Linked DNA regions of Homo sapiens: regions 2, 3 and 4 are each linked to region 1. Evidence: read pairs that join two places in POLR2A ChIA-PET (ENCODE). Cell type or tissue: K562. All regions are shown on one strand.

Region 1 (8,000 bases):
TTTCCCTCCTTCAGTGTTTTGGGGAGATAATGCCGTGGATAAAAATGGGTTTTTTTTTTTAAGTGAAGTATTGTATACATTCTGGTCTGCATGTGCTTAATAGAATGGAGTTTGTTCCACACTAGTATGTAATGAGCTGGGCTTTCTTTTTGGCTGTGTTGTATTCCATTGAACAAATGACTTCTATTTATGCAGCCTGTCCCCTAATGATGAGCATTGAGGTTGTTTACACCTTTTGGTGAGTCTATTTGCATCCTACTTGGACATGGTTTTTGTACACCTTTTCATCACTCCAGTGGAGGAGACTCACCTGCCCAGGACACTCTGCTTCCCCTCTTGTAGCTGAACTTAACTCCACTGAGGTTTTCTGGGGCCCGAGATCTCGGTTCAGGGGAGTCCAGCAACAAACATTAGACCAGGGTTGGAACGGCTGGCACAGTAACATCAATGGAAAGGGACAGAGTTTGAGAGTTCAAACGTGATGCACTCAGCAGCCACCGCCAGCACATCCTCCACACCGTCTCGTGCAGGGGCCCACCCATCTCTGTGTCTTTCCAGCACACAACAGTCACCCACACTGGGCATTCCATTCAGAGGTGGGAGAGAGGAGGACACCCCTCCTGGCCCAGGAGCAGAGGCCATCAAGGTGTCCCCGGAACTTAGAGTAGATACATTGCCAAAAGGTGATATCCTCATTCTCAGGGATTCTGGTCTTGGAGCAGCCCACTCCAAATGAGGGGCCGTACAGACCAAAGTCACCCCTCTGAGGCAGCGTGTGGTGATACTGATGCAGCCAGAGTTCTTAGCAAAAGTTGATGGATGGGGACAAGCAGCTGCTAGATTAAGTAATTCCTCAAATTTGTAAATGTCAGCAGTGGAAGAGGAGCAGTCTCTTACCCATCTCTTGCTCAACTTTCTACCCCCACGCTTCTCAGCACAATGTCCTTAAGCGTTATTGGCGCTCCCAAAATAGTTGCCAAATGAATAAGTGACCTGGGGAAGGAAAGGAAGGAGGGAGGGAACAGAAGATTGCCTGAAAAAGGAGGAGAGAGTTGGGTGGAAAGAATGCATTGAGCTGTGTGCCTTGGTTGCAATGCCTGTCCTGTGACCAGAAAATGCATCCCAACACATGTCAGGCTGTGTCTAGCAGGTGGGAGGGAGTCTGGTGGAGAAATGGCATTGGACCACATACTCACCGCTAGGTCTGTTCGGGATTTATTTTTAATTAATTTTTGGTAAACTATCAATGATTGAATTTGACCATTGATGGCCAGGTGTGGTGGCTCACACCTGTAATCCTAGCACTTGGGGAGGCTGAGGCAGGTGGATCCCTTGAACCCAGGAGTTCAAGATCAGCCTGGGGAATGTGGTAAAACCCTGGCTCTACAAAAAATACAAAAATTACCTGGGCATGGCGGTGCATGCCTGTAGTTCCAGCTACTCAGAAGGCTGAGGTAGGAGGATCTCTTGAACCAGGGAGGTCAAGGCTGCAGTGAGCTGAGGTCATGCCACTGTATTCCAGCCTGGGTGACAAAGTGAGACCCTGTCTCAAAAAAAAAAAAGAATTAGACCATTGATCCCAGGCCAATTTGCTGGCTTGTTGGCTGTAACAGGATGCCTTCTGAGGATGGGCTGGTTGTTCGAGCTTCTGGCTTCTCCTTCCTGGGCACATCCACTCACAGCTGCCACATTGTCCCAAGGAACCTTGCTTTGCTGACCAGGAAACATGCTGTGACAAGCTGAGCGGCCATCTGCTATACAGCTTTCTGCCTCTGAGGTGTTCTTAGAGTGGGAAGTGTTGTAGGGAGGTGTTTGGGGGTTCCCAAGACTACCCTCAACTTCACTGATTCACTGGAAGGATGCACAGAACTGTTACACGTATGGTGATGGTTTCTTACAATGAAAAGATGCTGATTAAAACCATCAAATGAAAAAAGTGCATAGGGCAGCGTCCAGGGGAAACCAGGCACAAGCTTCCAGTTGTCCTCTCCCCATGGAGTCATGTGGACAACACTTCTCCAAGCAGTGCGTGACAACACACACAGAGTATTGTCAACCAAGGACCCTCACTTAAGCCTGGGTGTCCAGAGTTTTTTGGGGAGTCTGTCACATAGGCATGGCTGAGTATAGTCTCCAACCCCACCAGAGGTCAAGCTGATAACGTGTAGCCCAAGGCCACCATCATATATCACATTGTTAGCATAGTCTGTCTGACCTGGTCTAAGCTTAGGCTCACTTGAGCAAGGACACTCTTATCAGGCAGGATATTCCAAAAACAAGGAACCAGGCTAGGGCCACACCTCTCTTTGGAATGTGGAGTGTATGGACAACCCAGAGCTGCTGAGCTAGCCTTTTGCTCAGCCCCAGGTTGGCCTGCACACAGACGGCGAGGGGCACCAGCACTACCGCCTTTGCCCTTGGTGGTTTTTCCTGCACCCTAAGACCCGATTTGTCTCTGAATCCACCCCATACTCCAGCTGCCACAGTCAGAGCCCCGGGTTTGAGCATCTGCCATGGGTGCTCACGTATCCCTGCCAAGGCTTGTGCCTGTGCACACTCCCTTGGGAAGGGAGAGATGGAACAAAGATAAATTTCAGATTTCTAGATTCAGCTCACTGACTCCAGATTGGCCTCCGTCTACTTATGATGAACCTCATTTATCAGAACCTGAGTTTACGAGCTCAGTATGAGAAACACAGTATTGATGCCCTTCCGTCAGGAACCTGGGGAGGTCTCGGTCACGGAAGCCCACCTGATGTTATAAGATGTGTTGGCTGCGAGTTGCAGTTGAGATCTGTTGGTCACTGCTGCCCTTTGAAGGCCTTAGTGACATCCTGTGGGTGTTCCCTGCCGAGTCCTGTGGGTAGCCCCGCTCACTCCCCACACGGTTCCTCTGCCCCTGCACAAGCTGCACCCTCTGCCTGGTGCCCTTGCCCCACCCCAACTCTTCGTTGTGATTTGTTTTTAGGAAAACTAAGTCCAAATGGACAGGACCCCCAACTTTCTGACTGCCTAACTTCTCAGTCTCTCCTCCAGCCTCAACAGGGAGCCTCTCTGACCCCCACCTTAAGCTAAACAAAGAGTCTGCAGGGAGAGGTGACTCTGTGTGTGTATGTGTTTGTGTGCACGCGTGCAGTAGCTTTAGTTTCTGCCTCCCCCACAGGACTGTAAGCTCAGTGAAGCAAGGACTCATCTGCCTTTCTTGGATTCCGAGCATTGCAATGTTGTCAACAAATGAAAAGCTGAGATTGAACCTCACTCATCTTGCTCTCTGTTAGACTGTAAACACCATCAGGACAGAGACTTGGGATTGTTTCGTGGACAAAGAGAGAACTCTTGTTGGGGTTCAAGGGAGTAAGAAGGGCATCACCTGTAATGCTTAGTAATCACTGAAACAAGGAAGCACTTTGCATGTGCGTCCTTTACACTGAGGGCACCTGCGGAGCTCACTCCCCTAGCAGCCACCCAAGTCCGTTCAGGGACCTCATTCTCCCACGGGAAGTTGGAGAAGATGGGCCGTGGCTCTGCGGAGGGGGGTGTGGACCTGCCTCGGTACCTGGAGCGGTTGAGGCCTGTCTTGGTGGTGGCTGGGGCACAGGTGTCTGCCTGGCCTGTCCTTACAGACTGTCAGTGTTCTCTTTCCTGGTATTTTGGTGTTTGCTCTGTCAAACCCTTCTTCCTCATTGGTTGGAACTAGGTCACAAGCACATTAAGTCCGGTCATTTCCTCTGCCTTCTGGGGGTGGATTTTAGCAGAAGAAACAACTCCTCCCTTGCTGGCCTCATGACCTCTGGTGAACACTAGCTTTCAGCAAACAGAAACTTCCAGAGGCCAGAGCAGCACTCAGTCGCCTGGCCTTCCAGCCTCACAGGCAAGATAAGCCACCCTCACAGACTTCTCTGTGCTCCCATCTAAACATCTAAATCAGCCATCTGGTTTCCTTAACAGTAGCACAGACTCTGGGAGTTTGAGAGAATGTGTCTCTTGTGAATAAGAGAAAATAAGTCCATACTGGGGAAGGTAGCTCTCCAAATTGAGATGAGGAGGTCAGGGTGGGAGGGTGAGTGGTCGTGGGTTGGCCCTGATGGGAGGAGCTCACCATCAGGGAAGCTGAGGACCTCCCTCCTAATGTGACAGCAGAGTCTTGGCCACCTCTTCATTCCCCAGTCCCCAACCTGGCTGCTCTGAGTGTCTTTCCAGCTACTGGAAAGCTTCTTCTGCAGCCTGCAAAGCTAGCTGGAACTGGACTGTCAGAAAAACATGTAGATGCTGGAGAAAATCTGTTAATCCTAACGTATAGCTCTGCCTTATTCCAGAGAAGACCGCAGTGTGGACATGAAGATGATAAACTTGAGGTGATGGAAGGAGCAGAAATGCCAGATACATTAGCAGCTCTTTTTTCTTTTGAAAACTAGCCCTTGCAAGATTTGCTTGACATACTGAGTGACACTATCCAGAAAACATCTTTTTTTTACTTAAAAAAGGCTGATGGTTTGTTCAGACATCTCTTGTGAACTAGTGAAAAACATAAACGTTGAAAGCTGTAAAATTCAGCAGTTCTAAGTTTATTTCCAGCAAGAGTTAAACAAAGTTTAATAGTAAATTCAACCAACCAGTGTTTTAGCTTTTTGCCTATACATTATGTTTTTAAATTTCACCCATTAAACAAGGACTCAGGTTACACATTGATTCCTTAAGGACTTTAAGGAAGCCACAACCATTTATTTATAGTTGCATTTTGCTCTTCAGGTTTCCAGGATGTTTAAAATTTTTTTTGACTTTGTTTTTAGGCATCAAGAGAGAATATATCTAAAAAACATTTGCATAGTTAGTGTAATTGCTAAGCCACAGGGTGATGGGTGGATAGATTCAGAGGAAGGCAGCTGAGGGCAGAGGCTGCCTGACAGAGCAGGAAAAATGAAGCTCGAGAGCCTTCTGGCTGGAAAGGCAGCTCACAGATGGGCCGCAGCTGTAGATCAGTTCTGAACTAGGGACTGAAGCAAGTTTGTCGTAAATAAAGGAAAGTGGTAGTGTTGATGTTGTGAATGTATATCCACAACCAGAACCATCAGCTCTGGAGGGACCATCAGGCTGCCACTGTGGCCACAGAGCATCACTCACGTCTCCATTGGGCAGATTTGCAGAGACTCAGCAGTGAACAGAGCAAGTCCCTGCCTCGTGGAGCTCATATGCTGTGAGCGGTGGCTCATGCCTGTAATCCCAGCACTTTGGGAGGCCGAGGCGGGTGGTTCGAGACCAGCCGGGCCAACATGGTGAAACCCCGTCTCTACCAAAAATACAAAAAACTAGCCAGGCATGGTGGCAGGCGCCTGGAATCCCAGCTACTCAGGAGACTGAGGCAGGAGAATCGCTTGAACACAGGAGGCAGAAGTTGCAGTGAGCTAATATCACGCCACTGCACTCCAGCCTGGGTGACAGAGCAAGACTCCATCTCAAAACAGAAAAGGAGGTGGAGAAGAGGGGTAGTGGTTGGAAGAAGGAATTCTCCTTTAGGGAAGATGTCTGGGAAGGCCTCTCTGAGAGAGTGGCCTTTGAAAGGAGACCCTAATTGGATGAGGGATGAGAGGCTGAGCCATGTAAGTATCTGGATGGAAAACATTACAGGCGGAGACAGTGGTGTGTGCAAAGGCCCTGGGACAGGGTCACCCGTGTTAACAGGTTTTAAAGCTGGAATTGTGGATGGGCTAGAGTCAGACACTAATAGGGCCCAGAGGGGACACTGGTCCTTGAAATAGAATTTGAGGATTTGACCATGGCCAGGAGGCTCAGGTGGCCCAGTGGGAACTCCTTAAATGGGAACTTCCTAAAGGAAGAATATAAGAACCAAAGTCCAGGGGGCAGTGCCAGGCCCAACCTGTGAGGGTTCCCAGAGTTGGAGGGCTAGAGAGAATCTGCTTCCAGTTCAGGCCATAGACTCTGAACCTCACAGGCACATTGCCATCCATCTCCCCTCACCCCCAACCGAGACGGAGTCTTGCTCTGTCGCCCAGGCTGGAGTACATTGGCACCATCTTGGCTCACTGCAACCTCTGCCTTCAGGGTTGAAGCAATTCTCCTGCCTCAGCCCCCCGAGTAGCTGGGATTACAGGTGCCCGCCACAACACCTGGCTACTTTTTGTATTTTTAGTAGAGAGGGGGTTTCACCATGTTGGCCAGGCTGGTCTTGAACTCCTGACCTCATGATCTGCCCGCCTCAGCCTCCCAAAATGCTGGGATTACGGGTGTGAATCACTGCGCCACCCTCTGCCATCCATCTTAACATGGCGCCATGAGCCAGCCTCTCAGGAAAAGGGTCTCATGAACAAATGAGGAAAGCAAGTAGAGGTAGGGCAGGGAGGGAGAGGCAAAGGAATGTGTTGTTGGAAAGGGTAGTGTGCCCCTCACAGATGACAGTACCCGTCTCCAGATGTGCCCACTGAGAGTTTATGAAGGGGCTGCTCCATGTGGTCCTTGACTGCCCTGGGGGAGAGTCACAGAAAGCTATAATGCCACTGCCTCTCGGTTTCCCCAGGAGCTCGCCCGTCAGCGAGGAGTCCTGGAGCGCACAGAGAAGATGGTGGACAAGATGGACCAAGATTTGAAGATCAGCCAGAAACACATCAATAGCATTAAGAGCGTGTTTGGGGGGCTGGTCAATTACTTCAAATCCAAACCAGTAGAGACCCCACCTGAACAGAATGGCACCCTCACCTCCCAGCCCAACAACAGGTGAGTGCATCTTCTACCATCTGGGTATAAAGGAGCAGAAGTGGGGATTAGTGCAAATGACCAAGACTTTCAGTCCACGTCAGTGCCATGAAGGGATCCAACAACCCTTTAAGTTACTCATCAGGGGATATTTGTCCTCAAACATTGTGAAACCAGGAACTGTTCTTCCCTGATCCCATGTTCACTTGATTGACATCTAGTCTGTCAATAGCTTCTCCAATAATTGTGACCCCACTACTTTGAAAGAGAGGGTGTTCACCTCAGCGTAATCTGTACAAATGTGACTCACTTCACATAATTTTTGCTTTAAAAAATCTTTAGGGCTGGGTGCAGTGGCTCACACCTGTAATCCCGACACTTCAGGATGCCAAGGTGGGTAGATTGCTTAAGCCCAGGAGCTCGAGACCAGCCTGGGCAACATAGTGGGAACCCAGTCTTTACAAAAATTACCCAGGCATTGTGGTGCACACCTGTAGTCCCAGCTCCTCAGGAGGCTGAGGTAAGAGGATCTCATGAGGCCTGGAGATCAAGGCTGCAGTGAGCTGTAATGGTGCACTCCAACCTGGGCTACAGAGGGAGGCCCTGTCTCAAGAAAAAAAAAAAAAAAAGTCTTTATGTCTAAATTTGTCATATCTAATCCAATTCGCCCATTGATTTTTATTTGAAAATTATAAGGCTGGGCTCAGTGGCTTATCTGTAAAATCCCATGCTTTCAGAGGCTAAGGTAGGAGGATTGTTTGAGACCAGCCTAGACAACATAGCAAAGACCCGTCTCTATAAAAACTAAAAAAAAAAAAAAATTAGCCAGACATGATGGCACGTGCCTATATTCCTAGCTACAGGGGAGACTGAGGTGGAAGGATTGCTTTAGCCCAGGTGTTAGAGACTAGAGTTAAGCTATGATGGTGCCACTGCACTACAGCATCAGTGACAGAGTCTCCCTGTCTCTAAAAAAAAAAAAAAAAAAAAAAAGATTTAAAGCTAAATAATTAAAATCAAAAAAATAAAGTTAGAAGTTGCTTTCCTCAGGTTTTGGCTCGAAATATAAAATCATACATGAGACTGGGGGCCAGGCACGGTGGCTCACGCCTATAATCCTAGCACTTGGGGAGGCCGAGGCGGGTGGATCACCAAGTCAGGAAATCAAGACCATCCTGGCTAACATGGTGAAACCCTGTCTCTATTAAAAATACAAAAAATTAGCTGGGCGTGATGGCGGGCGCCCGTAGTCCCAGCTACTCGGGAGGCTGAGGCAGGAGAATGGTGTGAAC
Region 2 (8,000 bases), 380 kb before region 1:
CATATTGAGCCTGGATGTCTGCCACGATCTTGGCAAGGTCCTGAGATTTGGGGGCATCTACCTCCACAGTCAACCCAGAGCTGGCAATCTGGTCTTGTAGGCCTTTTACTTCCTCTTCATGGTTCTTCTTCATGAAGAGCAGCTCCTCCTTGAGAGCTTCGATCTCTGTCTCCAGCTACAGCTGAGGGACATTGGTGTCATCAATCACTTTGCGAAGCCCATGTATGTCGCTCTCCACAGACTAGTGCATGGGCAGTTCTGTCTCATACTTGACTCTAAAGTCATCAGCAGCAAGACGGGCATTGTCGATCTACAGAAAGATACGGGCGTTGTCCACAGTATTTGCAAAGATCTGAGCCCTCAGGTCCTCGATGGTCTTGAAGTAATGCCTCCAGTCTCTGATCTGGGTCCCTTCTTCTCCAAGTGCTTCTGGATTTTGCTCTCCAGCTTCCGGTTCTCGGTCTCCAGGCTCCTCGCTCTGTCCAGGTAGGAGGCCAGGCGGTCATTCAGGCTTTGTATGGTCTCCTTCTCATTCTGGATGCTTCCCATTCCTGCCAGATCCCCAGCCATCCCCGCGGCCAGGCCCCCAGACCCCATGCAGCCCTGGAAGCTGGTGGAGCGGGACACGAAGATCCAGGAACCAGAGCCCTCGGTGCCTGCATAGACGCTGGCCACGCTGCTGACCAGCCAGGCGCCATAGCTGGGAGCCTGGACAGAGCCCAGGGACCAGTAGTTGGTGGAGAAGGTAGAGCGAGTGGTGAAGCTCATGCTGTCCGGGGAGGAGAGCAAGAGGACAGGACTCAGGCTTTGCTGATGACCTAATTTTTGTATTTTTAGTAGAGACGGGGTTTCGCCATGTTGGCCAGGCTGGTCTCCAACTCTGGACCTCAGGTGATCCACCCGCCTCAGCCTCCCAAAGTGCTAGGATTACAGGCATGAGCCACCGTGCCCAGCTTTGTTTGTTTTTTGCTTTTTGAGGCAGAATCTCACTCTCTCATCCAGTCTGGAGTGCAGTGACGCGATCTCAGCTCACTACAACCTCCACCTCCCAGGCTCAAGCGATTCTTGAGCCTCACCCTCCTGAGTAGCTAGAATTACAGGTGTGCACCACTACGCCCAGCTAATTTTTGTATTTTTAGTAGAGATGGGTTTTTGCCATGTTGGCCACACTGGTCTTGAACTCCTGGCCTCAAGTGATCTGCCGGCCTTGGGCACCCATTGTGCTGGGATTACATGCATGAGCCACTGTGACCAGCTCTAATTTTTGTATTTTTTGTAAACATGGGGTTTCGTCACGTTGCCCAGGCTGGTCTCGAACTCTTGGGCTCAAACAATCTGCCCACCTTGGCCTTGCAAAACGCTGGGATTATAGGTGTGAGCCACTGTGCTCAGCCTTTTTTTTTTTTTTTTTACGAGAAAAGAGGTCTCTTACTTTGTCATCCAAGCGAGAGTGCAGTGGCATGATCATGGCTCACTGCAGCCTCAACCTCTCAAGCTCAAGCTATCCTCCCTCCTCAGCCTCCCAAGTAGCTGGGACTATAGGCCACGCCACCATGCCCAGCTAATTAAAAAAAATTTTTTTTTCTTTTTCTGAAACTGCTCTGAAAAAATTTAAATGGCATTGGAGTCTTTTCATAAAAGGCACACCTACCCTGGAAAACATCTGGGCTTTGTGTTTTGTGGGGAATACAACTTTCTCTCTCTTTTGGGGATAAAGTGCTATTAATTTTTTAAAAATAAAATCATCAATTGTATCCAAACTTTTAAAGTAACAGACATTGAGTTCAGCTAAGCAGTCTTTTATAATTCACAGATGGAATGAAAACTAAGGGAGGGACGAGGTGACCCATGGAGGTTGTATAAAAAGGACAGAGCCTTTGGGCTCTTCAGACTATAAGGGTCCAGGAGGAGAGGAGAAACCACCTCAGAAGCATACAAGGTTAAAGCATACAAGGTGGGTGTAGGGTCAGGGGAGCCAAAGTAAGTGTGCAATGAAAAGTTATTAACAAAAGTCAAAAAAAGAAAATGCAGTCTGGCCATCCAATTCCTAAACCATGTACAGAGTACACAGAAAGAGCACAGGAGGCTTCCTGCAGCAGGGCAGTACAGCTCTCTGCCCTTCAGGAAAACTGAGATTCCTCCACCTGGGAAACAGCAAGGGACAATTAGGGAAAGCTCTCCAGAGGAGGAGGCATCTCAGGTGGGCCAAAGAAGAAAAATTTCCACAGGACAGAAAAGGCAGAGAAGAGGCCAGGCATGGTGGCTCACGTCTGTAATCCGAACACTTTGGGAGGCCAAGGCAGGCGGATCACCTGAGGTCAGGAGTTGGAGACCAGCCTGGCCAACATGGCAAAACCCCGCCTCTACTAAAAATACAAAAATTAGCCGGGTTTGGTGGCACACGTCTGTAATCCCAGCTACTCAGGAGGCTGAGGCAGGAGAATCACTTGAACCCGGGAGGCAGAGGTTGCAGTGAGCCGAGATTGCCCCACTGCACTTCAGCCTGGGGGACAGGGCGAGACTCCATCTCAAAACAAACAAACAAAAGGCTGGGCGTGGTGTGGCTCACACCTGTCATCCCAGCACTTTGGGAGGCCAAGGAGGGCAAATCACAAGGTCAGGAGTTCGAGATCAGCCTGGCCAACATGGTGAAACCCTGTCTCTACTAAAAATACAAAAAATTAGCCGGGCGTGGTGGCGCACACCTGTAGTCCCAGCTACTCGAGAGGCTGAGGCAGGAGAATTGCTTGAACCCGGAGGCAGAGGTTGCAGTGAGCCGAGATCACACCACTGCACTCCAGCCTGGGTGACAGAGTGAGATTCCGTCTCAAAAAAAAAAAAAAAAAAAGAAATTTATGTTCTTTGTAAAATAATTCAGACAATGCAGTAAACAGAAGAAATTCAGCCTCCCTCTCCCTTTGCCCTTTGCTGAGTCCCCACGGTGCAGCAAGATCCTTCCAGATCTTCATGGTTGGGATCATCTTCCACCAGGTCCTGAGGTTTTTCACTCCCTATCAGTAGACACACCACACTGCCCAGTTTGCAAGTAGCTCCATTGGATAACACAGAAAGGCTCTGTCCTGCACCATGTCTCAGCACTGGGTGCATCGTCCCACAGGAATGACACCTAGACACCCAACATACAACTGCAGGGCCCTAAACTATGGGCCAGCCCACCCCTAAATGCCCTTCTCTCTACCCTTGCCCATATCAAATATTACAAGCCTCTCACACATATTTACCAGTCATACTGGGAAAAAAATAGTCCTTTATCATTTTAACATTTCACAAGTAACTAAAACAAATAATAAACATGCTAACACTTGGGAATGGTCTATTTCTTTTCTTTTTTTTTTTTTTTGAGACGGAGTTTCATTCTTGTTGCCCAGGCTGGAATGCAGTGGCGCAATCTCGGCTCACTGCAACCTCCGCCTCCCGGGTTCAAGCAATTCTCCTGCTTCAGCCTCCTGAGTAGCTGGGATTACAGGCATGTGCTACCACGCCCAGCTAATTTTGTATTTTTAGTAGAGACAGGGTATTGCCATGTGGGTCAGGCTGGTCTCCAACTCCTGACCTCAAGTTATCCGCCCTCCTTGGCCTCCCGAAGTGCTGGAATTATAGGAGTGAGCCACCAAGCCTGGCCTCTTTCTAGGCTCACTGCAACCTCCGCCTCCTGGGTTCAAGTGATTCTCCTGCCTCAGCCTCCCAAGTAACTGGGATTACAGGCATGTGCCACCACGCCCCGCTAGTTTTTGTATTTTTAGCAGAGACGGAGTTTCACTATGTTGGCCAGGCTGGTCTCGAACTACTAATCTCAGGTGATCCACCCGCCTCGGCCTCCCAAAGTTCTAGGATTACAGGCGTGAGCCACTACATCCAGCCTCTTTTTTGTTTTTTTGAAACAGGGTCTTGCTCTGTCACCCAGGCTGGAATGCAGTGGCACAATCTCGGCTCACTGCAACCTCCGCATCCTGTGTTCAAGCAACTCTCCTGCCTCAGCCTCCCAAGTAGCTGGGATTACAGGCGCCCACCACTACACCCAGCTAATTTTTTTTTTTTTTTTTAGTAGAGACAGGGTTTCACCATGTTGGCCAGGCTAGTCTCAAACTCCTGGCCTCAAGTGATCCACCTGCCTTGGCCTCCCAAAGTGCTGGGATTACAGGTGTGAGCCACCGTGACTGGCCTCTATTTCTTATTTATACATACACACACACACCCCCCTGTGAAATGACTCTGGGCTCTTCCAATAATGTTGCCACTCTCCCGCTCCCCTTCCCAATGGAAGTGGAGGGATGCAGGGGGTGTTAGTGATGCATTGTAATCATCCCGGAGAGCAGGACACCTCTCATAAGAGGTTTACCCAAGGGGGGCTGTGGAAAGGGCTAGAAATTGCTCCTGGAGGACGTGGAAAGCCACATAAGGTTTTTGACAGATTAGCGAAAGGCTGCCTACACTGTCATCTTCAGAAAGAGTGGTATGACACTAAATCAAGAAGGGCTGAGAGGGTGAGCCCAGGGGATCCCATAGGCTCCACAGCCTCTGGCCATCCTCTCCTATACAGGTCCTAAGTCCCCTGCAGGGGGCCCTCAGCTCCTCTACCCTACCCACTGTCCTGTATGTTATCTTAATGCTTATTAAAGGCCTCAGCTGAATTTCCCTGGTGAACTGAAAGAATTCTGCTGCTCCTGGACACATCTGCACCAAGCCACCACTGGGTCACATTCTCCAAAACTCCTTTTGGAGACAGAAGGCACTTAAACCATACATATTTTGCTTGATAGTTCCTAATTAAAAAAATAGAGAGAGATAAAGAGAAAGAGAGAGAGAGAGAACTACAACTAAGCCTTGAAGACAAAATGATTGAACAGAATCAGAGCTAGAATGGAACACCTCAGGCTTGGAGTCCCATGACAACCTTGCTGGGGACCACGAGTGGCCCTCAGTCCTTCTCAGGCTCATGCCACCTATGTGAAATAAGGGTGGTGACACCCACCTCCTTGAGTGCAGAGCAGTGCAGACAACAGGGCAAATGGTGTATTGATCTGCTATCTGTGTACATAAATTTATTCATTTAAGCCATGGGTATTGTTTGAATATGTGAAAACCATGTCAGGTGCTAGGGATAAGAGACAGATTCCAACCCAGTGGAAAAGACAGATAAGCCAGTGGTTCCTCACACTGTGCCAAGTGCTGGGATGGGGTCACGAAGGAGGCCATAAGAAACCCCAGAGGGGCCACAGAGCTCACTGGGAGGGCCAGAGGCTAACACCTGAGGGATGAGAGGTGTGAGCCAGAAGGTGATGCATACACAGCAATAATTACTGACGGAGGGGAGGAATGGTAAGGGAGGGGAGGAGAGAAAGGAGGAAAGAAAAGAGAAAAGAAAAGAGAGAGAAAAGGAAAAGAAAAGGAAGAGAAGAGAGGGAAGAGAAGAGGAGGCAAAGCCCAAGAAACAGGATCACTGAATGAAAAATGAACTCTAAGACCCCCTTCTGTCTCTCACACTTGTTGACTAAGTCATAGCCACAAGGAGTAGGGGAGGCTCTGAGGTGAGCAGGAGACCAGCCACTGTCACCGCCAGTACCTTTACTAGCAGAGCCAGGATTACCTTTGTTATTCTTCTTACAAACAGCTCTAGTGAACTCACCTGAAGTAATCGCAGGACGCAGCCAGCAGGATGCGATGGGCCTCGATGTGTCTGCCCTCCACCACCAGCACAACATCGAAGAGGATTCCGCTGTCCCGGAGAGCCAGCAGCCCTCGGAGCAGAGCCTGGGAGTGCTGTGCGCTGCGGTAGGTGTTGTTCACGCAGTGTGGGTGTGAGGGCTGTGCAGGCAACTTGCAGAGCTGGGTGAACTCCTGCTCCTCTGCCATCCTGACAGCCACAAGATCCCTTACAACTGTGGCCTGACAGTTGGCAAAACAGGGGACAGGGGTGAGCAGGCAGGCATCAGCCCCACCACACACAGACTGGCCAGCTCTGTTGCTCCCCTTGCTCCTGTGCCTCCCTCAGGCTCACCTGTTTTCCCTCTATTTCCAAATCCCCTAATTCCTTCTCCCCTCCCACCTCTAGTCCAACTTCCTGATGGCCTTCTTCCTGATGACCTGTGTGCCATCATGCCCAAGACTCTTCATCTCATTGTATCTTCTTCAGCGGCAAAGTCAAACAGAAGGGTTTTGGGAAACAGACTGACCTGGGTTGGAGCCCAACTCCACAGGGACTTACAACATGACCAAACTGAGCCTCGAGCTCCCCAATTTTAAAAAGAGAGATAAAAGTACCTACCCCATTGGGGTATTCTAAAATTGGTAAAACAATGAACATGAAGCATAAGCACACACCAGGTTCTCAAGAGCTCTTCCTCCCTCCCATTGAATGAACAAAATTGGGTTCTTCCTCATAGTAATGGATGCATAAAAATGGCAAGACCTGAGTAGTGGTCAGGAGACACACAGCCAGGAGTCTGGGAGGTGGGTGCCAAGGGGGTGGCATTTCCAGGGCCTACTTTCCTTTACTGAAATTCTGAGAGTCAAGCACAGTAACTGTGATTGAACCTGATGCATTTAAATTCATCTGCATTGCCTTTTAAATTAAAGATTATCTTCTAATAATTGAGTCAGTACGTTCAAAAACCGCAAACTGATTTGAATTGGAGCCTCTAAAACCTAATCAGTAAAATGAACCTACTGCAAATGCACTTTTGCCATGGAGCAACCAAAAGTGACTGTGGATAGCCAGCTGTTCAGGTCAGGGAGTGGCCAGTCCCACACTGTGAGGCATGGCCAAGCTGCAGGCTCTGTAGGCACAGCACAGTCAGCTACAAGATGTGAACATCTGTCTTCTCCACCTCACTTCATCCTACTTTCCTCTCCCCAAAATATGTTTATTCTCCAATTACCTCCAGTCATGCATCACTTAATGTTGGGGATACATTCTGAGACTTATATCGCTGGAGGCAATTTCCTCAGTGTGTGAACATCAAAGGGTACACCTACACAAACCTAGGTGGTAGAGACTACTACACATCTAGGCCATAAGGTACAGCCAATTGCTCCTAAGCTACATACTTGTACAGCATGTTACTGTAGTTCTGAATGAAAAAAACACACTGTTTTTCCTCTCCTCTTATACCACAACAACAAACACAGGAGACTTCTGTGACCAAATGTGTGAGGGTTTTTCCCCATTAACAAGCAAGCAATCAATTCTGCCACAGATACCAGCTGGGTGTCTTCTAATTCAGCAGTCCCCAATCTTTTTGGCACTAGGGACCACTTTCTTGGAAGACAATTTTTCCACGGGGTCGGGGAATGGTTTCGGGATCAAACTGTTCCACCTCAGATTATCAGGCATTAGCTAGATTCTCTTTCGGAGCACACAATCTGGACCCCTCACATGCATGGTTCACAACAGGGTTTGTGCTCCTATGAGAATCTGATGCCACCTCTGATCTGACAGGAGGTGGAGCTCAGGTGGTAATGCTGGATCACCCTCCACTCACCTCCTGTTGTGCCACCTGGTTCCTAACCAGCCACAGACTGATACAGGTCTGAGGCCTGGGGGTTGCGGACCCCTGCTCTAATTCAACTCTAACACTACCTGGAGACAGTGTCTGATCCCACAGGTTGAGGGCTGAGTCTCCCAGGTTGTTTCACCTGTGCTTCTGACCAATAGGCTATAAATTGGGTTCCCAAGATCCCCTTCTTGGGTTCAACTAATTTGTTAGAGCGACTCACAGAACTCAGGAAAATACTCATGTCTACTGGTTTGTTATAAAGGGTATTGCAAAGGATACAGATGAAGAGATGCATGGGGCCAGACATGTGGGAAGTGGTGCAGAGCTTCCAGGCCCTCTCCAGGAACATCACTCTTTAGGAGCCTCCATGTGTTCAACTATCCAGAAGTTTTCCAAACCCAGTCATTCAGAATTTTTATGGAAGCTTCATTATGTAGGCATGACTGATTAAATCACTGGCCATTGGTGATGAACTTAATCTTC
Region 3 (8,000 bases), 60 kb before region 1:
ATCAACTACTATTTTTTTGTTTTGTTTTTGAGACAGGGTCTCGCTGTCGCCCAGGCTGGAGTGCAGTGGCACGATCATGGCTTACTGCAGCCTTGACTTACTGGGCTTAAGCAATCCTCCCACCTCAGCCTCCTGAGTAGCTGGGACTGTAGGCACACACCATCATCCCTAACTAATTCTAATTTTTTAAATTTTTTGTGCAGACGGAGTCTCACTATGTTGCCCAGGTTGGGCTCAAGCGATCCTCCCACCTCTGCCTCCCAAAGTATCGGGATTACAGGAGTGAGCAACCGTACCTGGCCAGGGGATATAGATTGTTAAAGTGTGCTCATCTCTTTTGGAAGCATACTAAAGAAGAAAGGGACAAAATATAATTTTTAAACAATGGCAGGTGTGGAGTCAGTGGGATTGTGACAAGGTTAAGAGTCTCGGCAGAGCAGAGCTAGCACTGTGGGTGTCAGGAGACATCCCCTTGCGTGGCCCCATGGCACATGTCCACAGTCCTTCCCCCACAGGCCTTGGGAATGGCCCCCAGCCTCACAACAACGGAGAACTGAAGCCAGCTGCACCCATATGCCACTGACAGAAAGCCCTGGCATCCTGCAGGGGGCAGCCCACACTCAGTGATGAACTGTGCACAGCACGCACTGGTTAAAGCTCCTAAAGACAGAACCGGCAGGGTCTCCGCTGCTGGTGTGCCCACCACAGCCTGAACAGCAACAGCGTGACAAGAGGGAGGCCCTACAGGTGGGATCTGAGCCTCTCTGGGTTCAGGGAGACTGACCTGCAGACAGCAGATCAGCAGGGGCAAGTGAGCAATAATGACTTTGCTGGACGTCTTGGACTGCAGCTTCTCAGATAGCTTGATGCAAAGGTTTTCTGCACCTTAATTCAAAACCAGAAGAGGAGATGAGTGATCAGCACAGGCCAGTCTTTCTAACACACTTATCCACCAAGTAAGCACAGAATTTAATAAAACCCCAGAGACATACTTTAGGCAGGGCTTATTCATACTGAGAGGTCACACAGTGTGTGACACTCTCTCTCTCTTCTCCGCTGGCCCTAAGCCCCCTTGTCCCCGCAGTGTTCATTCCACAGAAAACTTCCCATTCTACTCCTCCCCCAGAAAAACACTTCACCTGAAGGCACTGAGCTTCCATGTCACCACAGAAAAGCCTAAAGAACCAGCAAGATGCAGCAGAGAGCATACACAGGCCCTGAGGCCACGGGCATCCCCATCCTCCCAGGTCCAGTGCCCTCCATGCAGGACAGGACACCAGACGTGCAGAGCACAGCAGGGGCTAATGCTCCACTCTGCACGTGCCCAGGAGGCCTACTGCAACTGCCTGTGCTGGTAACAGAGCCAAGTGTTCTAGAAGTAGTTTGGGGAAACTTGTGGCAAGAAAGCCTCTGGGTCATGCCTGGAGCTCACATGAGAGGCAAGGCAGTCTGTCTCACCCTGCTCGTCCTTCACAGCCCACACCATGAGGTCCACACAGGCAGCATTCGCCTGACAGCGCAGTTTGAGGGGGCTCAGCTCATTGTGGATCCGGTCTGCGTCATGTAGAATCTTCTGGAGCTCCCCCTGGCTCGTGTTGAACTGCTCCAGCACAAAATCATGGATCTCCTTCACAAAAGAGGTCGGGAGGTCTGTAGGAAAGAGTGTGGCATCACAGCTGGGAACAAAACTACAGTAGAACACAGGCAGTGCTAGCAGCGGCTACAGTCTTCCCCTTTTAACAAAAACCCCAGAAAAGTAGCATTTGCTACTGGCCACTGTGGGTCCTAGAATGCCCACTGGAAAGAAGTTGGATAGGAATTGCACAGCTGTCCTCCACGTGCACACAACCTGGCAATCAGAGGAAATGATCATTTCCCAGGGATGTTACAGCCATGCTTTGTTTTAAGCAGTCAACGTACTAAAACCTGAATACATGAAACATATAAATTGGGAAGTATCGTTGCTGGAACTACTTCCACTGACAATATGAGATACTTCTGTGATTTTTTTTTCTTTTAAGAAAGAGGTTGTCAGGGCCAGGCGCGGTGGCTCACGCCTGTAATCTCAGCAACTTGGGAGGCCGAGGCGGGCAGATCATGAGGTCAGGAGATCGAGACCATCCTGGCTAACACGGTGAAACCCCATCTCTAATAAAAATACAAAAAATTAGCCGGGCGTGGTGGTGGGCGCCTGTAGTCCCAGCTACTCGGGAGGCTGAGGCAGGAGAATGGCGTCAACCCGGGAGGCGGAGCTTGCAGTGAGCCAAGATCGTGCCACTGCATTCCAGCGTGGGCGACAGAGCGAGACTCCCATCTCAAAAAAAAAAAAAAAAAGAAAGAAAAAGGTTGTCAGATAAGGGCAAAAACTGGTTGCAGCCTTGAGAAGAGAATTATCTGGATCTTCAGAGCACTCACCCTGAGTTTGAGAGACTTTTCAAACTCTCATCCCCAGGGCCTGGAAAATTCAGGAGAACCACCATGATGCACGCACAAGTCAGCCCAGCCAAGGCAGCCAGCAACACACAGCAGGGGTGGTGGGGAGGGCAGGGGTAATCCCTGATGCCCCTTCTTAGGGAGTTTCAACCCTTGCCGTGGCCCAGATGACTCAGCTTCTGAGGAATGTTCAGAATCAGATTAGGAAAGTGGTTACTAAATTTTGGTATACCTTCCTGACAAAATATTATGTGCTCATCAAAACTTAAGCTTACGAAGAACACTCAACAGTGTGAGGGGAGAGCATAGGAAAAACATTTTGTAAAATGCATAAAAGATTGTTTCCTCACTTCTGGGAAAAACAAAATTCATGAAAGAGGGACTAGAAGAAAATGCTAAATTGTTGTGTGTGCATGTTAACTATTAAGCTATTGTCTCAGGTTGGGTGCAGTGGCTAACACCTGTAATCCCAGCACTTTGGGAGGCCAAGGTGGGTGGATCATTTGAGGCCAGGAGTTCAAGACCAGCCTGGCCAACATGGTAAAACCCCATCTCTACTAAAAATACAAAAATTAGGCAGACGTGGTGGCACATGCCTGTAATCCCAGCTACTTGGGAGGCTGAGGCACGAGAGAATTGCTTGAGCCTGGGAGGCAGAAGTTGCAGTGACCCCAGATCATGCCAATGCACTCCAGCCTGGGCGACAGGGAAAGACTCTGTCTGAAAAAAAAAGCTAGTACCTCTACATTAACAGATTACATGTATTACAAGTACTTCATTTTCTTTTTTTTAATGTTTTTGAGATGGAGTCTTACTCTGTCACATAGGCTGGAGTGCAGTGGCACGATCTGGGCTCACTGCAACCTCCGCCTCCCAAGTTCAAGCGATTCTCCTGCCTCAGCCTCCTGTGTAGCTGGGATTACAGGTGCATGCCACTGCGCCTGGCTAATTTCTTTTGTATTTTTAGTAGAGACAGGGTTTCACCCTGTTTGGCAAGGCTGGTCTCGAACTCCTGACCTTAAGTGATCAGCCCACCTTGTCCTCCCAAAGTGCTGGGATTATACGCATAAGCCACTGTGCCTGGCCTCTTTTTTAATTTTTTAAACTATCTAAATGGATATGTAAAACTGTATCTGTCCTTAGGACAATATAACATGCACATTTTAGATAAACACCTTAGGAAATAAACTCAGCAAAGGAGCCATCATCGATGGTACCGGGGTTGCAGGATCATGGACAGATTTTTTAAATTTGCTTTTTTCCCAAAATTTCAGTAACATGACCACTTTGCTCATATGTGTTTTTCAGTGGCCCCAGCAGAAAGTGAGTACCAGTCTGCAACCACTAGCATGCGACAGTGGCCTGGGAGCCAGTCTTGCTGTACTCACAAACACATGGGCAAACTGTCCTCACCCTTCATGTAGTACAGAGTGTCACGCAGCATCTTGAACATGGTCAGGTAGAGAGGGTCACTGAAGGAAGTGTAGTAGAGATCAGCACTGGGGTTGGCCTGCAGGGAAGGCAGACACACATGACTATAGAACAGAAATGCCCTTCTGCCCACCCTTTGCCTTCACAGCAAGGCCCAGCGGAATGGTGATTCGTGACTTAGCATTCTAAATGAAGCAACTGTTTATCATGACTCATCACTTGGACACTCTACTGTCTTCATCCTCTTAAGCATCAGACCAAGGAAAACAGGAGGCTCATGCAGTCCAGAGATGCCTGCGGGGGAGCAGCCATCTGCACCCTAGTAGGAAGAACCTCCTTGCTGTGGCTGAAGCTCACCATCTTTGGCCATCATTGGCCCAGACAGGGACATGGGAAGTGGTGAAGGAGGAAGACTGACAAAGGCCACCAGAGTAAGGGATCCACACTGTCCATCATCCCAAGGATACAAATTACAGCCAGGACACCTTCAGATACAACTTATGTTTTGTAATTAAAACTCATTTTAAATTATTCTTTAGGAATCTATTTGAAATGTAGCACTATTCTTCTTCTGAAAAAAAAAAAAAAATTCACACAAGGTCTAATGAGTTAAGAAAGATAATAGTCCAGCCCGGGTGTGGTGGCTCACGCCTGTAATCCCAGCATTTGGGGAGGCCAAGGAGGGTGGATCACCTGAGGTCGGGAGTTTGAGACCAGCCTGACCAACATGGAGAAACCCTGTCTCTACTAAAAATACAAAATTAGCTGGGCGTGGTGGTACATGACTGTAATCCCAGCTACTTGGGAGGCTGAGGCAGGAGAATTGCTTGAACCTGAAAGGCAGAGGTTGTGGTGAGCAGAGATCGCGCCATTGCACTCCAGCCTGGGCAACAAGAACAAAACTCTGTCTCAAAAAAAAAAAAAGGCTGGGTGCAGTGGCTCTCGCCTGTAATCCCAGCACTTTGGGAGGCCAAGGCGGGTGGATCACGAGATCAGGAGTTCAGGAGTTCAAGACCAGCCTGTCCAACATGGTGACACCCTGTCTCTTCTAAAAATACAAAAAATTAGCCGGGCGTGGTGGCGTGCACCTGTAATCCCAGCTACTAAGGAGGCTGAGGCAGAATTGCTTTGACCTGGGAGGCGGAGCTTGCAGTGAGCCAAGATCACGCCACTGCACTCCAGCCTGGGTGACAGAGTGAGACTCCGTCTCAAAAAAAAAAAAAAAAAGATAACAGTCCTTAACTTCTATATACTCCTAGTTGAGTAGGATGGAAAATTATGGTTTATCATAACTCGTTTTTTTCATTTTTTTTTTTAGAGATAGGGTCTCACTCTGTACCCCAGGCTGGAATGCAGTGGTATGATCACAGCTCACTGCAGCCTTGAACTCCTGGGCTCAAGTGATCCTCCTGCCTCAGCCTCCTGAGTAGCAGGGACTACAGGCATGTACCACCATGCCCAGCTAATATTATAATTCTTGACAAGTATAAAAGTGGTCTGCAAATATAGCAAATCTTTAAGGCGCCAGAAGTTGGCCAGAGTGGGATAGGGCATGCAGTGTGAGGTTGACAGAGGGTGAGTGAGCAGGTGGAGAAAAAAAGAATCATGTGGAGAGTGTGAGAGTCATGCCAATTCCCAGGAGGACACTGACAGGAAGAGCTGTGGTTGACAGCACTGCAATGATGGCTTTACAGACAACGTCTGGTGGTCCTCACAGGGCAGAAATGGAGAAATGAGACTGGGAGAGGTTAAAGCAGTTCAGGGCTTTGACTCTGGGAGTCCAGACAACACGAGTGTTAAACTTTGGAGCCTTGGAGACCAACCATCTTACAAGCCCACAGCCCAGCTCCATCACTCACGAGCTATGTAAATAAAGTTCCTGAGCTAAGCCTCAGTTTCCCCATATGTAAACTGGGGATTGTTGTGAGATTCAAGGAGTGAGTGAGTAAAGTTCTGGCACATAATAAGCATGTAATAATTGGTAGTGGTTATTACACTGATTATGGATACTGAGTAATATATTGCAGACTCTAGGTCAAGATTACAAGAAACTTTTTTTTTTTTAGCTATGAAACTGTTTCTTCAAATGGATGTTTATGCTAAAGAACAAATTACAAAACAAAAAATACCAGAAACTGCCCTGGTTCAATGAGAAGGAGGGTCCCAGAGGTGGAGTGCAGGCCCACTAAGTCTCCACTTGTCTAACTGCCCAGCCCAGCTCTCGCCCTGGTCCTCCTGGTCTGCCCTCAGTCACAAATGATCAAACACTTATGATGGAAAACCAAAGGTCTCTGAGACCACAAGCTCAGTCTATAGTGAGTGAGTGAGAGAGTTAAAGCTCAGGCCAATGGGCAGAACGACAACCTGAAAAAGGGTTGGAGACAAGGTAGGAACTGCCCAGATGCAACTTGGGGAGTTATAAGAACTCTGTTACTTAACCAAGAACCAACCCAGACCAAACCACGGCCAGCACATACATCTCACATCTGCAATAGCTCGTTGGCAGGGGTACGAAGCAGGAAGAGACATGGTCTACAGCACATGAAGGGCCCTGGTAGTTCCTTCCCTGCTTCATACCTGAGCCCCAGGTACAGTGGTATCAGGCACTGTGTGTCTTAAAATCAGGTGAGAGAAGGAACACCAGGCTTCAATAAGGAATCTGGGTCAGGGACATACCCATGGTAATAATTAGCCTGGCAAATGACAACCTGTCTGCATCCTAACCCTCAAGAGGGGCCTGACCCAAATGTTCCCCGAGATTTTTGAGACCTCCCAGCACCAATGTAATGATTTCATAAATAATGCTGTAGGCCTTGGTTCCAAATACATTAAAGACAAGAGTTCCAGCCGGGCATGGTGGCTCACGCCTGTAATCCCAGCACTTTGGGAGGCAGAGGCAGGCAGATCACGAGGTCAGGAGATTGAGACCATCCTGGCTAACACGGTAAAACCCAGTCTCTACTAAAAAATACAAAAAAAGTTAGCTGGGTGTGGTGGAGGGTGCCTGTAGTCCCAGCTACTTAGGAAGCGGAGGTAGGAGAATGGCGTGAACCTGGGAGGCAGAGCTTGCAGTGAGCCGAGATTGCGCCACTGCACTCCAGCCTGGGCGACAGAGCGAGACTCCATCTCAAAAAAAAAAAAAAAGTTCCCTAGTTACGCACCCCTTACACTTAAAAACCAGGACTTGCATACGCCTAGAAAAGTGTAGCTCTGAGCCCAGAGGAGCAGCTTTGGAAGCACCAAAGGAGTGAGGAAGATAAAAGAGTAGGAGAGACCCAGGCCAGACTCCCAGCTCCCACAGTAACTATGTGATGTGGGCACGTTAGTGAGTTCTCACTAAAACTCTATCTTCTGTCTGTAATGCCACCAGTCAGAGGCACCCTGAGGTGACGTATTTAAAAGAGCATGCAACGGTACCTACCACAGACCAAGCCCTCCGCGGCAGGTGGATTGTTACCACATGAACAAGGAAAGTGAAAACACTGCAAAACCCCTTCCACTCCAGCCCCCGCTCAAACTCTTCCTGCTTTCTCTACACACGTTTAAGTCAGGCTGATCTCATGGTAATGCCCTCAGAAGCGACATACCTCCATCACACTGGCTACAATGGCATCCAAAGATTTGAGAACAGCCTCCTCAACGATCTTCTTCACCTACCAAGGAAACAGAACCTCATGAAGCAACTGACATACACAGAGACAGGAATGCTAGCTCCTTCTACCGAAAACCCATGACAAACTCACATGGTGAAAAATGTGATGCAGATAAAGGCCAATAAATACAAATTATGGCTATGTATCAAACTATATGCACAAAATGCCTTTAATTCTGAAGTCACTTGGGACTGCTTTTCTACCTTAGATAGCAATGACATAAAAACAAAGGAAAAAGGCCAAACTCCCTCAGATTTGTTGACCTGAGATTTCTGTTTCCAGGATGTGCAGACCTCAGGCCTTGCTGCCATTTCACCCACTCATGGTTAACAGGCACAGTTGTGTGACATCCTCTTGCAATCCCCTCCCAGACATCAAGGACACCCTCACAGCCAGTCCTTGGAGCTCATGGCACCTCCTTCCTCTCCGGGCCAGGTGCACTGGCTCTTCTACAACTGCTTAGGTACTCAAACTAGAGCTCAT
Region 4 (8,000 bases), 100 kb after region 1:
TCCACTAAAGACTCATGTCTGCGGAGCTCTCCCTCTGGCCCCCCACTTTCCCTCTTCTCTCCTCACAACACCTGGGGAGGCAGGAGTGTGCAGCTTTGTCACAGGTGGAGAAACTGAGGCTTAGAGAGACCTCAAGAGCGCAGCCAGTGCTCCACTCAACCTGCCAGGCCACGCTGCCCCAGCCAGCTCACCCCAGCCAGCTCACCCCAGCCAGCTCACCCCAGCTCCCCTTACCTGATACCCATCAGCTCCGTTACCTTGGAACTTGTGAGGCTTTTCTCCCTTTCCTGGGTCTAAGGGAGAACTTGGGCGAGGGAGGAGGGCTGTGATGACCCACCAGGCAGAGGGACCCACTTGCCTCTGCTCCAAGAAGCCACTCTTCCTCCCCCGCTCCTGTGCTGTGGACACCTAGGCCTGGGCTGGATCCCTCTCTGCCTCAAAATGTGCCTTGGGCAGATGACGTCCATTGTCTCCCCCTAGCAGTGGGTGGGATGATGCCAGCTGGCCTCATACCAGGCGTCTGTGGCACCGCTGGGCTGGCAGGAGGCCCTGGCAGAAGATGCCACCTGCAGGTTCTTTTAAAGGACCCCAAATGGCTGGCCTGCCTGGGACCCGTGGCCCCAGGACTTCCAGTGTCGGGGGTGGCCACCCTCACCAAAGGCAGTCCTAAGAACTTAGGCAAATCCAGCCCTGCCCCTTTCTGGCTGTGTGGCCTTGGGCAGGTGATTTCCCCTCTCTGAGCCTCTGCATCCTCATTGTAAAGTGGGGCTGTTGTGCCTAGCATGAGGGCCTGGCACACCAGAAGCACTTGCGGAATTTTTTTTTTTTGAGACAGAGTTCACTCCTTCTCCCATGCTGGAGTGCAGTGGCGTGATCTCGGCTCACTGCAAGCTCCGCCTCCCAGGTTCATGCCATTCTCCTGCCTCAGCCTCCCAAGTAGCTGGAACTACAGGCGCCCGCCACCACGCCCAGCTATTTTTTTGTATTTTTAGTAGAGACGGGGTTTCACCGTGTTAGCCAGGATGGTCTCTATCTCCTGACCTTGTGATCCGCCCATCTCGGCCTCCCAAGGAATATTATTTGTTATCCCTTTTCTGAGCTGGGCTCTGTGCTGCCAGGCCTCCCCTGTGGGGCTGTAGCCAGAGGCTCAGGCCCCAGGTGCCCATGCTGGGCAGGTCAGGCATGAGGCTCAGGGAATTTCCAGATATGGGAGTGACAGCATTTGGGGCCTGAGGGTTCAGCTGGGGTCTTAAGGGGCCACAAAGAGACTAGATCAAGCAGAAGACCTCTGTGCAAATCCTTCACTTTCTATCTTGCTCCACTCGATTCTGTGGCTCCGTGTGCATCAGCACCTGCTTCCTGGGTTCCCTCTGTGCTCCTGTGTGTCCTGTCTGAGTAGTTGATAAGAAGGTATCAGACCAGTCCCTCACCTAGCTCAGAGCTAGGAGGAAGTGCAGCTCTCTTAGCATCTGTTCACCTGCCTTTTATTAGGCCATAACTGATACCTAAAGGCTTTCCATCCTCACCATGGCTGCTAGGAGGCTCAGAGCTAACTGGTAAAACACTGCTGCCCAACTCCATCTATTGAGCTTCTACTCTGGGTTACATACAGTATTTCCTTCAGCATTCACTGTCACCAACGAGGTAGGCATTTGCTGTTCTCTCTGTTTTATTTTCATTTTTTGAGATGGGGTCTCATTCTGTTGCCCAGGTTGGAGTAAAGTCGCATAATCATAGCTCGCAGCAACCTAGAACTCCTGGGCTCAAGTGATCCTCCCACCTCCTGAGTAGCAGGGACTACAGGCCTGCACCACCACGACTGGCAATTTTATTTATTTTTTTAACTTTTTTATTTTTTGAGAGACAATCTCACTCCCTCACCCAGGCTGGAGTGCAATGGCTTGATCTTGGCTCACTGCAACCTCCGCCTCCCAGGTTCAAGCGATTCTCCTGCCTCAGGCTCCCAAGTAGCTGGGATTATAAGCGCATGCCATCATGCCTGGCTAATTTTTATATTTTTAGTAGAGACTGGGTTTTGCCATGTTGGCCAGGCTGGTCTCGAACTCCTGACCTCAAGTGATCTGCCTGCCTCGGCCTCTCAAAGTGCTGGGATTACAGGCATGAGCCATCATTCCCGGCCAACTGGCAATTTTTAAATTTTTTGTAGAGACTGCATCTCACCCTGTTGCCCAGGCTGGTCTTGAACTCCTGGACTCAAGCGATCCTCCTGCCTTGGCCTCCCAAAGTGTTGGGATTACAGGCATGAGCCACCACACCTGGCCTTCTCTCCATTTTATAATAAAGGCATCTTAAGGCCCAAAGGGGCTAAGGCAGGTCTTATGGGCAGCCAGAAGTCATGGAGCTGGGGCTGATCCAGTTTTGTGGGTGAGCAGAGACGCCTCTCCCCTCTACCTTTCCAAAGGGCCCCTGACTTAATGGCTTCCATTAGACTGCATCAGTGAGTGGGCTTGGAGCCTTCTGGGAGGAGGTGGAGGATGAGAGCAGCCTGGCTTGGCATTATCTGGCCCCCCTGCCAGGCTATTTGTGAGCTCCCACAGCTTCCACAGCTGGTGTCAGCTAAGTCCAAAGTATTTCTCTTTTTAATTCTTCCAAAAACATTCTAACACCATTACATAAGGTATAGAAAATGGAATGAAAGCCCCACCCATAACCCCCCACCTGATACGATGGCCTCAGTGTGGCTCTGTGCTCTGCATCCTCCCTGCTGGGCTGGGGTCAAGGAACTGACCTTTTCTTTGCCCCTGTGCCCTGCTATGCCTGGGCCTGAGCTGAGGGCTGGGACTTGGGGCTGGGGAGGGGACCTGGCCAGCGTGGAGGATTTAGCAGAGCATGAGATGATGGATGGGCTGGGCAGCCAGGAGAGGCAACTCCTGAGCCTTGTCTGGGTAGATAGGAAGGATGGCAGCCCCAGCCCAGGGGACAGCTCAGGCAAAGGCCTGGAGGTGCATCTCGGCAGCCTCTCTGGGTTCTTGGTTTCTGGAGTGTCAGTTCTGAGGTGGAAGGGATGAGAGGTAAAACCCAGAGGTGCTGGTGCCTTGGGAAGTGAGAGAGGTACCTCCTGCTCCAGCATCGGGCCCATGCTGTGCCAGGGGCTTAGTGTCCATCACTCAGCTTCCTCCCTGCAGCAGCAGCCTGGGAGGCCAGATTATTGCTGCTAAAAATTCTGTTTATTGTTCCCTTCTAATTAGAAAAATATCCCAGGCACATCACAGGGAATTTGGAAAATGTGCAAAAGTATAAAGAAGAAAATGGCAATCTCTGGCTCACTCCCCGCTAGAGCTGGCCCCGTGGGCACGCTGGGGAAGTGGCTCTGTATGGAGGCTGTGGGGGGGGGGGGCTGTGCCCCCTCTGTGCCATCCACATGCATTCCCATGCTCAGGTTCACCCCCAGGGCACACGAGGACACTGAAAACCCAGCACCTGGTTAGTGATGAAGGATTCTCAAATTGGTGAGAAGAGCTATTTTGAGAAGTTGAAATCGGGCCGGGAGTGGTGGCCCACGCCTGTAATCCCAGCATTTTGGGAGGCCGAAGCGGGTGGATCACCTGAGGTCAGGAGTTCGAGACCAGCCTGACCAACATGGAGCCCTGTCTCTACTAAAAATACAAAAATTAGTCAGGTGTGGTGGCACACGCCTGTAATCCCAGCTGCTCAAGAGGTTGAGGCAGGAGAATCGCTTGAACCTGGGAGGGGGAAGTTGCAGTGAGCCAAGATCGCACCATTGCACTCCAGCCTGGGCAACAACAGCGAAACTCCATCTCAAAAAAAAAAAAAAAAGAAGAAGTTGAAATTATGCTGTGAATTATGCTGTGTACATTTTTTTTAATTTTTGAAAAAAATTCAAATATATGGGAAAGTTGTAAGACTAGAACAATGAACCCTTGACTTCCTGTCACCCAGATTCACTGGCTGGGAACTGAGCTGCTGCCACTTTTGAATTCCTGTATGTACATGAGTCATACCCTGAGATGTCAGGGACATTGTCATTGTCCATCAGAAGATGCAGGACTGTAGGGCCTCAGGGTTCTTTCTGCCACAGAGGTTTCTGCAGCCAGGAGAACTGCAGGGTCGAAGGAACTCAGCTCTGTGTCCCCCTCACTAACACTGTAATTGAAAAAGGAGGCGGGGTGTGGTAGCTCAAGCCTGTAATCCCAGCACTTTGGGAGGCTGAGGCGGGCAGATCACTTGAGGTCAGGAGTTTGAGACCAGCCTGGCCAACATGGCAAAACCCTGTCTCTACCAACCCTGTCACGCCACACCTCTGGCGTGGTGGTATGCACATGAAGTCCCAGCTACTGGGGAGGCTGAGATGGGAGAATCACTTGAACCCAGGAGGCAGAGACTGCAGCGAGCCGAGATTGCATGACTGCACTACAGCTTGGGCGACAGAGTGAGACCCTGTCTCAAAAAAAAAAAGAAAAAAGAGACATGCAGAAACGAATTCAAGCAGACCCGGGAGCACCCCCACCCATCCATGCCCCTCCGCTGCTTCGTGCCAGGTTTAAGGCTCTTTGCTGGGCTGGTGGTGCAGAGGGAATTCTGGGGAGGTTGCCAGGCAGGGCTGAGCCTCCTGGCACCCCGAGGAGCTGGCCTCTGCACCCAGCTTGAGGGATGGGGGAGGAAGTTGGCTGAGGTGGGGGGCTCAAGGCGCTGCCTTGCCCACAGTGGAGCTCAAGATCGAGGTGGTGCTGCCTGAGAAGGAGCGAGGCAAGGAGGAGCTGTCGGCCAGTGGGAAGGGCAGCCCCCGGGCCTACCAGGGCAATGGCACGGCCCGCCACTTCCACACGGAGGAGCGCCTGTCCACCCCTCACCCCTACCCCAGCCCTCAGGATTGCGTGGAGGCTGCTGTCTGCCACGTCAAGGACCTCGAGAATGGCCAGTGGGTTCTGGGCTTGCCTGGGAGCGGGGATCAGGGGTCCCAAGGTGGGAGGGTGAGGGGGCCATAGCCGGGGGTCGGGGTTGGCCTGAAGGGGCTATGACCAGCTGCTGCCCTGGTCACTGCCTTTGTGGCTTCTACCGGTCTGGGCCTGCTCCCCAGAAGGCTGGACACTGGGAGGAGCTGCCAGGAGGTTGTGCCTGGTGTCTGGCCTGACCTCTGAGTGCTGCGGTTCCCCAGGATGCGGGAAGTGGAGCTGGGCTGGGGGAAGGTGTTGCTGGTGAAGGACAATGGGGAGTTCCACGCCCTGGGCCATAAGTGTCCGCACTACGGCGCACCCCTGGTGAAAGGTGAGCTGTCAGGTGGGAGGCGTGAGGGGGACCTTCCAGGCCCCATGCCAGCTTGGCTCCTCCCCAGACCCCAGGATCTTCATCTATTAGTGAAGTCTCCTGGGCTGTGGGGAGGGGCCCGCAGTTGCCGGGGCACTGAGATCCTTGGGAAGCAACCCCTGCTGGTGGGCGCAGCCTAACACCTCCCCTTCCCAGGCGTTCTGTCCCGTGGTCGGGTGCGCTGCCCCTGGCACGGCGCCTGCTTCAACATCAGCACTGGGGACCTGGAGGACTTCCCTGGCCTGGACAGTCTACACAAGTTCCAGGTGGGGCCAGGAGTGCGATGGGGTGGGAACCTGGGGGTGTGGGGTTCGGGGCTGGTCCTGAGCAATGCAGCCCTTGCAGGTGAAGATTGAGAAGGAGAAGGTGTACGTCCGGGCCAGCAAGCAGGTGAGGGGATAGCTCGGGGCTCAGGCAGAAGGGAGGAGCCGGGAGGGCATCTTGGCCCAGAGAATGCCATGTGCAAAGCCCTGTGGTGGGAGGAGCTTGGCACGTGTCACTGGAGCAGAGTGAGGGGTTGCGGTAGGGATGAGGCTGGGCTGGAGCGCCAGGACCTGCCTGCCAGGATGATGGCATGCAGAGGATGGCAGTGACCCTCCACCCTCCTGGCACCCACAGGCCCTACAGCTGCAGCGAAGGACCAAGGTGATGGCCAAGTGTATCTCTCCAAGTGCTGGGTACAGCAGTAGCACCAATGTGCTCATTGTGGGTGCAGGTTGGTAGTGGGGTCATGAGGGGCAGGGTGGGAGATGGGATTGGTGAGAAGTGGTTCCTGGCCCACGGGCCCCTCCCCTCAGGTGCAGCTGGCCTGGTGTGTGCAGAGACACTGCGGCAGGAGGGCTTCTCCGACCGGATCGTCCTGTGCACGCTAGACCGGCACCTTCCCTACGACCGTCCCAAGCTCAGCAAGGTACAGGGGGTGGGGCAAGTAGGGACCCTATCCCTCTGGGTCCCAGTTAAGCCCACTTCAAGCCTTGCTTGTCACCCCATTGGGGTCTGGCCGGCTGCCCTCCCTGCTTATGCCAGGCCTGTCCGTGGTACCCCCAAAAGATCTAGATTTGTTGTTGTTGTTTTGAGACAGGGTCTCACTCTGTCGCCCAGGCTGGGATGCAGTGGCGCCTTCTCGGCTCACTGCAACTTCCACCTCCTGGGTTCAAGCGATTCTCATGCTTCAGCCTTCCGAGTAGCTGGGATTACAGGTGTGCACCACCACCATGCCTGGCTAATTTTTTGTATTTTTAGTAGAGATGGGGTTTCACCATGTTGCCCAGACCAGTCTTGAACTCCTGAGCTCAGCCCATCCGCCCACCTCAGCCTCCCAAGGTGCTAGGATTACAGGTGTGAGCCACTGCACCTGGCTTTTCTTTTTTTGAGACAGAGTCTTGCTCTGTCACTCAGGCTGGAGAGCAGTGCCTGTCTCACGGCTCACTGCAGCGTCGACCTCCACCTCCCGGGCTCAAACGATCCTCCCACCTCTGCCTCCCGGGTAGCTAGGACTACAGGCGCGCACCACCATGCCTGGCTAATATTTTGTATTTTTTGTAGAAATGAGGTCATTTTTGTCATGCTGCCCAGGCTGGTCTTGAACTCCTGGTTCAAGCGATCCTCCTGTCTCAGCCTCCCAAAGTGTTGGGATCACAGGCATGAGTCACTGCGCCTGGCCAGATCTGGGTTTGCTGAGTTCTGTCCTGCAGCCCCTATGTGACTGGGGCTGGCCCCACCTTCCCTGGGCCCCAGTGTCTTCTGCTGTAAACTGGCTCCTCTCAAGCTGGCTCTCCCCTGCAGTCCCTGGACACACAGCCTGAGCAGCTGGCCCTGAGGCCCAAGGAGTTTTTCCGAGCCTATGGCATCGAGGTGCTCACCGAGGCTCAGGTACAGGGTCAAGGGTGGGAAACAGGCCCGAGGAGGGAAGGTGGGAACCGTGAGGTTGTGTGGGCCCCTGGGGTGGGGTCTTGGTGCTCTACCTTCCTGGCCCCACAGCCCAGGCACCTGGGAGGTGCTCCAGGCTTGGGAGACAGCAAGGAGCTTTTTCCTGATGGGTCATAGGCACACACAGAGCCCCACGGTGTGTGGAGATGAACGATCAGGGCTGGATAGGAGATACTGGTGGGACTTGGGAGGGTAAGGAGAGGTTTGAGGGGAAGGTGATGTCTGAAGCGTAAAGAATGAAGCCCAGGTGGCAGGATCTGTTTTAATGGGAGCTTCTCAGAGGCTGTGGCTGGGCTGTGGGTGTACTGCAGGACCGGGGAGTGGGCGGCGAGGCCCAGCCCCATGCCCAAGCTCATGCTCTGCCTGGTGGGGATTGCAGGTGGTCACAGTGGACGTGAGAACTAAGAAGGTCGTGTTCAAGGATGGCTTCAAGCTGGAGTACAGCAAGCTGCTGCTGGCACCAGGGAGCAGGTGGGAGGGTCTCCTTTTTACCCATCGGACACTAGGCAGGGCACTGGCCTGGACGGGGCTGGGGCTGCCAGGAGGCCCTCACTGACACGGCCATGTCTCAGCCCCAAGACTCTGAGCTGCAAAGGCAAAGAAGTGGAGAACGTGTTCACTATCCGGACGCCAGAGGATGCCAATCGCGTGGTGAGGCTGGCCCGAGGCCGCAACGTGGTCGTCGTGGGAGCCGGCTTCCTGGGTGAGAGGTAGTGGGCAGTGGAGATGGTGGTCAGGTCGTCATGGCCAGTCCCAGGGAAGTTCTGGTCGAGGAAGGTGCAGGT

The links. Peaks named below come from ENCODE experiments on the same cell type or tissue, not always from the same donor. Only the 100,000 strongest peaks of a DNase experiment are listed, where the experiment ranks them.
Region 2: POLR2A ChIA-PET joins it to region 1 with 5 read pairs; 2 of 35 experiments call an interaction of 5 or more read pairs at or near these places.
Region 3: POLR2A ChIA-PET joins it to region 1 with 7 read pairs; 5 of 35 experiments call an interaction of 5 or more read pairs at or near these places.
Region 4: POLR2A ChIA-PET joins it to region 1 with 5 read pairs; 8 of 35 experiments call an interaction of 5 or more read pairs at or near these places.

What each region holds. Positions count from the first base shown.
Region 1 is chr22:20,863,805-20,871,804 of GRCh38, forward strand. It overlaps SNAP29 (synaptosome associated protein 29), which reads left to right. Exons shown (of 5, transcript NM_004782.4): 2 at 6,533-6,729. Among named protein-coding and RNA genes, the nearest start is that of SNAP29, 8.8 kb to the left of the region's middle. RefSeq lists enhancers at 3,617-3,911, 3,772-4,303. In K562, CTCF peaks have their summits at 3,361, 3,736 and 4,207; DNase peaks (open chromatin) are centred at 2,257, 3,037, 3,137, 3,797 and 7 weaker places; H3K4me3 peaks cover 797 bases.
Region 2 is chr22:20,483,338-20,491,337 of GRCh38, forward strand. KLHL22 (kelch like family member 22) reads right to left here. Exons shown (of 7, transcript NM_032775.4): 2 at 5,648-5,907. The coding sequence starts at 5,874. It also overlaps the pseudogene KRT18P5. Among named protein-coding and RNA genes, the nearest start is that of KLHL22, 8.5 kb to the right of the region's middle. In K562, a CTCF peak has its summit at 4,599 (motif pointing right); DNase peaks (open chromatin) are centred at 3,074, 4,594, 5,099, 5,544 and 2 weaker places.
Region 3 is chr22:20,803,516-20,811,515 of GRCh38, forward strand. PI4KA (phosphatidylinositol 4-kinase alpha) reads right to left here. Exons shown (of 55, transcript NM_058004.4): 9 at 7,452-7,517; 10 at 3,847-3,943; 11 at 1,459-1,650; 12 at 785-885. Among named protein-coding and RNA genes, the nearest start is that of SERPIND1, 33 kb to the left of the region's middle. In K562, a CTCF peak has its summit at 610 (motif pointing right); DNase peaks (open chromatin) are centred at 606, 2,567 and 4,126.
Region 4 is chr22:20,968,621-20,976,620 of GRCh38, forward strand. AIFM3 (AIF family member 3) reads left to right here. Exons shown (of 21, transcript NM_001386814.1): 3 at 4,687-4,900; 4 at 5,138-5,247; 5 at 5,443-5,552; 6 at 5,632-5,676; 7 at 5,905-6,001; 8 at 6,084-6,196; 9 at 7,072-7,158; 10 at 7,595-7,686; 11 at 7,788-7,918. Among named protein-coding and RNA genes, the nearest start is that of AIFM3, 5.4 kb to the left of the region's middle. RefSeq lists a silencer at 3,288-3,479. In K562, no CTCF peak of the experiment used is centred here; DNase peaks (open chromatin) are centred at 374, 2,863, 4,001 and 5,104; H3K27me3 peaks cover 4,789 bases.